Regions from separate parts of the Homo sapiens genome. Here region 1 is linked to region 2. A link is a contact called in ENCODE Hi-C or POLR2A ChIA-PET data. All regions are on one chromosome and are shown on one strand. Each heading gives the region's core, a stretch centred on a gene start or an enhancer-like site at or near the end of the contact. The rest is flanking DNA. Distances are from core to core; before and after follow the strand shown.

What was found. Hi-C counts contacts between places; a loop is a spot of excess contacts on that map. ChIA-PET counts read pairs that join two places held with the same protein, here RNA polymerase II (POLR2A). Pooled maps may share reads with other maps.
Region 1: POLR2A ChIA-PET joins it to region 2 with 25 read pairs in OCI-LY7. The contact joins the enhancer-like site here to the promoter of FBL in region 2. A Hi-C loop is called at or near these places in 1 of 168 maps with a recorded cell type or tissue (naive thymus-derived CD4-positive, alpha-beta T cell) and 6 of 50 pooled maps. POLR2A ChIA-PET finds 5 or more read pairs at or near these places in 2 of 52 experiments (B cell and OCI-LY7).

The regions. Positions count from the first base shown.
Region 1 is chr19:41,340,713-41,344,021 of GRCh38, forward strand. TGFB1 (transforming growth factor beta 1) reads right to left here. Exons shown (of 7, transcript NM_000660.7): 4 at 1,458-1,535; 5 at 1,171-1,318. Among named protein-coding and RNA genes, the nearest start is that of TGFB1, 12 kb to the right of the region's middle. Within about 2 kb of position 1,584, at least 3 of the 41 ENCODE cell types and tissues checked have a DNase peak (open chromatin) inside an H3K27ac peak, as active enhancers do.
Region 2 is chr19:39,845,035-39,848,586 of GRCh38, forward strand. It overlaps FBL (fibrillarin), which reads right to left and starts at 1,345. Exons shown (of 9, transcript NM_001436.4): 1 at 1,257-1,345. The coding sequence starts at 1,266. RefSeq lists an enhancer at 150-890.

The DNA of each region.
Region 1 (3,309 bases), core at 334-2,833, 1.5 Mb after region 2:
CAGAATTCTACCACTGTGAGCCCAATATTCAAGGACTCCAATCTGCCAACACTGGTATCCACAATTGGCCAGTGGTGCAGGAATTCCACATGGGCCATCTTCCCATTTTGAATCCCCAAATTCTAGGATTCCAATGTTTCAGCTTTCCTTGAGTCCGACATTTTCCATTTCAGTAATTAACACCAAATTCTAGCATTCTAGAATCCCAGCATTCTAGAACCTCAACCTGCCAACAATTTAGGGATTCAAGATGGTGACCTTCCAACTTTGAATTCCAACAATCACAGGGTTCAACTTTCTAACATTCTGTGATTCCAACACTCCAGCAAGAAAGCAAGGCTGGGCGTGGTGGCTCACACCTGTAATCCCAGCACTTCGGGAGGCTGAGGCAGGCGGATCACGAGGTCAGGAGATCAAGACCATCCTGGCTAACATGGTGAAACCCAGTCTCTACTAAAGATACAAAAAATTAGGCCGGGCGCGTTGGCTCACGCCTGTAATCCCAGCACTTTGGGAGGCTGAGGTGGGTGTATCACGAGGTCAGGAGATGGAGACCATCCTGGCTAACACAGTGAAACCCCATCTCTACTAAAAATACAAAAAAATTAGCTGGGCGTGGTGGCACGTGCCTGTAGTCCTAGCTACTCGGGAGGCTGAGACAGGAGAATCGTGTGAACCCGGGAGGTGGAGCTTGCAGTGAATCAAGATAGCGCCACTGCACTCCAGCCCAGGTGACAGAGCGAGACTCTGTCTCAAAAAAAAAAAAAAAAAAAAAAAAAGGAACCTGATCCCAACATTACAAGACTCCCAGTTCTTTTTTTGTTTTTTGTGGCTGGGATTATAGGCGCCCACCACGCCTGGCTAATTTTTGGATTTTTAGTAGAGACGGGTTTCACCATGTTGGCCAGACAGGTCTCAAACTCCTCACTTCAGGTGATCCACCTGCCTCAGCCTCCCAAAGTGTTGGGATTACAGGCGTGAGCCACCGCACCTGGCACAAGACTCCTGGTTCTTACACCCAGACCTCATCCCCTGAGCCCTCCAAGCTAAAGGAGACAGATGCTCAGCCCAAGCACAGCAGCAGCCAGGTGTCCAACCTGGAGCACCTGGTCAGCAGATGGCAGTCATGCCCCCAGCCTGGAAGGCCTCCATCCAGGCTACAAGGCTCACCTGAAGCAATAGTTGGTGTCCAGGGCTCGGCGGTGCCGGGAGCTTTGCAGATGCTGGGCCCTCTCCAGCGGGGTGGCCATGAGAAGCAGGAAAGGCCGGTTCATGCCATGAATGGTGGCCAGGTCACCTCGGCGGCCGGTAGTGAACCCTGCTTTGGTGTGGGAGTCAGGGGATAGGGGACATACACACACACTCTCAGAGGGATAGATAAGTGGGGCGTGGGGCAGATGGGAACACACACACGCACACACGTCACAACTGGGCATGGCCGGGGAAGCAGGCCTCACCGTTGATGTCCACTTGCAGTGTGTTATCCCTGCTGTCACAGGAGCAGTGGGCGCTAAGGCGAAAGCCCTCAATTTCCCCTGTAGGAGTGGCGAGAGGGAAGCCAGTCTGAGAGTGCAGCTCACCCAGCCCCTGGAGGAAGAGGAAGGAAGGAGCAAACCCCAGGGGCTTCCTTCCTGCCTCCCCCACCCACCCCACTCTGCCCTCTCACTGCAGCTCTCTCTTTTTTTTTTTTTTTTTTTTTTTGAGACAAGGTCTCGCAGCCTCAATCTCCAAGGCCCAAGCAATCCTCCCATCTCAGCCTCCCGAGTAGCTGGGACCACAGGCGCGTGCTACCACGCATGGCTAATTTTTTTTTTTTTTTTGAGATGGAGTCTGGCTCTGTTGCCCAGGCTGGAGTTCAGTGGCGTGATATCAGCTCACTGCAACCTCCACCTCCCAGGTTCAAACGATTCTCCTGCCTCAGCCTCCCAAGTAGCTGGGATAACAGGCATGCGCCACCACACCCGGCTAATTTTTTGTATTTTTAGTAGAGATGGGGTTTCACCATGCTGGCCAGGCTGGTCTCAAACTCCTGACCTCAGGTGATCCGCCTGCCTTGGCATCCCAAAGTGCTGGGATTACAGGCTTGAGCCACTGCATCCGGCCTACACGGCTACTTTTTAAATTCTCTGTAGAGACAGAGGTCTCACTATGTTGCCCAGGCTGGGCTCAAGCAATCCTCCTGCCCTGGCCTCCCGAAGTGCTGGGATTACAGGCATGAGCCACTGCACCCAGCCAGCATCAATCTCTTGAATGAATGAGTGAATGATGTTTTCTAGGCTCCTACAATGTGCCGAAGCCTGTGCTGTGTGCTTGGGACTCAGCATTGACCAAGACAGATGAGCTCCTTCTAGGCCTTTGTCGAACAGCCCAGGACACTCCTCCCAGTGCCCACCTGCTCCCTAATCCCTATTTTTTCTTTTTCTTTTCTTTTTTTTTTTTGAGACGGAGTTTCACTGTTGTTGCCCAGGCTGGAGTGCAATGGCACGATCTTGGCTCACTGAAACCTCCACCTCCTGGGTTCAAGCAATTCTCCTGCCTCAGCCTCCCGAGTAGCTGGGATTACAGGCATGCATCACCACGCCGAGCTAATTATGTATTTTTAGTAGAGACGGGGTTTCTCCATGTTGGTCAGGCTGGTCTCGAACTCCCGATCTCAGGTGATCCACCCACCTCGGCCTCTCAAAGTGCTGGGATTACAGGCGTGAGCCACCATGCCAGGCCCCCTAATCCCTTTTTTTTCATGTGGCCAAACTACTATTTATCCTGTGAGTCTCCACACAATCACCCTCACCCAGCAAGCCCTCCTAGACTCCCCAGATGGGTCCAGGTGCCTTCTCTGGGCTCCCAACAGCACTTAGGGCGTTCCCCCATCCTGCATGCCTCCCTGTCCCAGCCTTGTCCTCCCTGCTGGTGCCTCCCCATCCCATTCTTGATCATTCTAGGTCATTCCTGCCTGGTGGGGCCTTGACAAGATCTCTTAGGTGTCCAGAAGTGACTGTGGGCCCCATGAGGGCAGAACTGAGGGCTGTCTTGGTTATCACTATGTCCCCCACACCACCCAGCACATGGCCAGGCACACAGCAGGAACCTGTGGGCAATTATTGAATAAAAGCATAAATGAGAGGGAGGTGAGGGAGAGAGATAGGGGCACCATGGGCCCTGCCAGAAACCAGACAGAGACAATCATCTCCTGGACAGATCAAATGAGTTAGTTAGGCTCTCCCTGGCCTCCAGGCCTTTGCACAGGCTGTTCCCTTTGCCTGGAATCTTTTTTTTTTTTTTTTTTTTGAGATGGGATCTCACTCTTTC
Region 2 (3,552 bases), core at 95-2,594:
TCAAGAGATCCCCAAACACGGAAGAGAAAGGGAACTTGGGAGAAGGGCACAGATCCACAAATCTCCTGCCAGGTGACCCCCATCTCTCCACACAAACACACACACAAAAGAAAAAGAAAGCCTGTACTAGGAAAACAGACCCTTTGGGCCATGGTGGAAATTCTCCAAACTCAATGAAGCAAGTTCTCACACAGATGAGTGCGGGTTGGGCAGGCCAGATGGAGGAAGTGCTCAGGCACCACCGAGAAGGATTCTAATGTTGTTCTCTTTGAGAAAGATAAAGGTAACAATTAGAGCTAATACTATTATATGTCAAGCACTGTGCTATTTTTTTTAACGTCGCTTAATCCTAACTGGCGCCATTTTATTGATGAGAAAACAGAGGCTCAGAGAGGTAAAGCCACTTGCCCAAGTTCACACAGCAGGCTAAGAAGCTGAGCAAGAGCTGACACACTGAACTGAGGCCCTTCTGCTGTCAAAGCCAGGACCCCCTCATCATTCCACCATGAAGGGAGTGGTTTCAGCAGAATCTAGTGGAAAATCTTAAGAATAAAACTACTTACCTCCTGTGACAACCACCCGCCCCACCACCCCAGACTAATGCCGAGCTTGTTAAGTCTCGTCCCGGAGGTGGAAATCTTAATCCCCAAATCTCCACTCCATCCCCGGGGATCCGCCCCACTGTAAGTGCAGAAGGCGGGAAAGTGAGCCGAAGAGCGCCGCACACGGCCAACCGGGGAGTCCTCATCCACTCCGGCCCACTCGGAAAAGCTGGGATGCGGGATAAGGGGATGGTGGTGGTGGCAGCGACAGGGAAGGCAAATGGGGGCTTCCCACACACAGCTCCAGGACCCAAGGTCAGGAACTCTCCATCTCCGACCCAAGCCTGATTCCCAAAACACGCCCAGCGATCCAAGACTCCAGATGCCTGAATCCAAACTCTAGCCCAAGACCCTTGAGTGCCGCCTCCTGCCCAATATCCAAAATCCCTATTAGACGGCCTCAATGAGACGAACCCCACGTCAACACCCCCAATGCCAGGCCCACGGCCTTCTTCGACTCACGACCGTGACCTCTGAAGCCAGTCACAAACCCCTAGACCTGCTGGAATCAGAATCCCCCTTCCCACAGGAGACTGGAACCCGTGCTCAGAACCCCTGCCCCCAGGCCAAGGCCCCACCCCTCCGATTCTGGCCTGGCACCCGGATTCCCGCCCGGCCTCCGTCCCTGACCCCGGACCCTCACCCCAGCCTGACCTGGCTTCATGGCGAGCCCTGGTTTGTGCGGCTCCGGAGTCCGCGGCGTTCACAACTCCACGAGTCCGGGGCTTTCGCACGTGGAAAAGAGCGCAGGCGCGCGGCGACGTGCGCTGCGTGACGCCACCCCGTAGTCCCGCCCCCGGGCCCCTTCCCCGCCCGGAGCTCGGCGCACGCGCAGTGAGCCTGGATTCTCGAGCCTGTCGACACGCAACCCGCTGCCCTCGCTCTCTGCCTTCCCAGCCTTTGCCTGTGCAGCGGTCGCCCTAAACTCGCTTCCGGTTTCCTCTTCCCCAATGCGAGCACCCCAATAATCAGGGCTCATAGCCTTCGCACGGGCTGTGCCCTCTTTTGTATTCCTAGCTAAATCCCTCTGGCCCCTGTACACCCAAAAAGGCTTCCCCAATACATTTCCAGCCCCAAGAACAGTGACCGACTCTGGGCTTCCATTCAAACATCCGAAAAACATTTACAGTGCACCTCGTGTGTACCAGGTGCTGTTCTAGGAGCTGGGAATACAGCGGTGTACGAGACATAAAAATCTCCACTCTCCTGGAGTTCATCTTTTTAATGGAGGAAATAGACACCAAACATGTTGAATGTTTGAAAGCGATAAGTGCTTTGGAGAAAATAACAGCAGGGAAAGGGGATAGAGATTTTGGAGGGCAAATGATTTTTGTTTTTTTGGCACGGTGGTCAAGGAATGCATCAGGAGACTTTTGAGCTAAAGGGCTGAAGGAAGTGAGGAGTGAGGCATGCACCTATCTAGGGGAAGAGAGTTCCAGGCAGGGAAAAGATCTGCAGATGCAGAGGCCCTGAGGAAGGAAAGATATGGGAAGTTGGAGAGACAATGAGGAGGGTGGGTGGGGCAAAGTGAGCAAGGTGGAGAGTAAGAGGAGATAAGGGCGGGTAGCTAACAAGGGCAGATTGTGCGGAGCTTTGTGGGACATAGTGAGGACTTAGGCAGTAAGATGGAACCATGGAAGGGTTCCAAGCAGAGAAGGAATGTGATCTGACACAGGTCCCTCTGGCTGCATGTGGGAAGCAGACTGCAGGAGTGAGGGTGAAAGCAGGAAAACCAAGGACTGGCTGCTGCCGTGAATCAGAAGAAAAGGATGGACAGATCAGAGTGGGGGCAGAGAGCGGCGTCAGGGGTCAACAGATTCTGCTTAAGTATTAAGAATTTTGGGCTTTGTAATTGTGTAATATCAGTATCCATCCCTATATTCATTCTGCAAAGCAAGACAACTGCTGTTATGAGAAGTTACCGAAAAACTCCAGAAGAACCTACCAGTCCAGAGCCTAGATGTTGACTCTGTTCCATTCACTGCTCTATCACTCTAGGCCTAGGACAGCCCTCTGGGTGCCCAGTAAATGTTTGTTGAATGAATGGATGGCCTCATACCGTTGTGAGTTCTCTGTGTACAGTGTTCCAGCTGTGGAATGCCACCAATTTGCACAGAAACATTCCTGAAAGATTGTTTAGATATTATGATGGAAAATCTGCTTAAACTTTTCAGAACCGGTCGGGGCAGTGGCTCACACCTGTAATCCAGGCACTTTGGGAGGCCGAGGCAGGAGGATCGCTTGAGCCCAGGAGCTTAAGGCCAGCCTGGGCTACAGAGTGAGACCTTATCTTTACAAAAAATAAAAAATTAGCTGGGTATGGTTGCTTGCACCTGTAGTCCCAGCTACTCAAGAGGCTGAGGCAGGAGGATCCTTTGAGCCCAGTAGGTCTAGGCTGAAATGAGCCATGACTGCACCACTACACTCCAGCCTGGGTCACAGAGCGACACCCCTGTCCCAAAACAAAAACAAAAACCAAACAAAAAAAACTTTTTAAAAACTATGAGATGAAATAGTTGAGTCTATTCTGGATTTCTAGATGTGCAATGATTCCAGTGGGTCCAATTCCGGATAATGTTACCTATTTCACATGGATTTTACTATTTGCCTTCTAATTAATATTTTTCTTCTAAAGGACAAAAGTACTCAGAGTGCAGTGCAGATTTAGGGGATTCCAGCCCTATTTCTTGGAATCCTGGCACCATCTCCTGCTTCTGAGATACTTTGCCTGCTAGCTTGCTCTGAAGACCTGAAATTGGCTCTATCGGTAAGTAATTAGTGGTGGAGGTGCCTGTTGGTCTTGTGCTGGGGACACAATGGTGGCTAAAACAGCCCCGGGTCCTGTCCTCCTGGAGCTGCCAGTCCAATAGGAGAGACAGACAGGTTCCCAAACAGTGTTGGCCCAGAGGGGTCAGGGCTGGGACAGGCAGAGGGGTAGGAGGGCAATGGG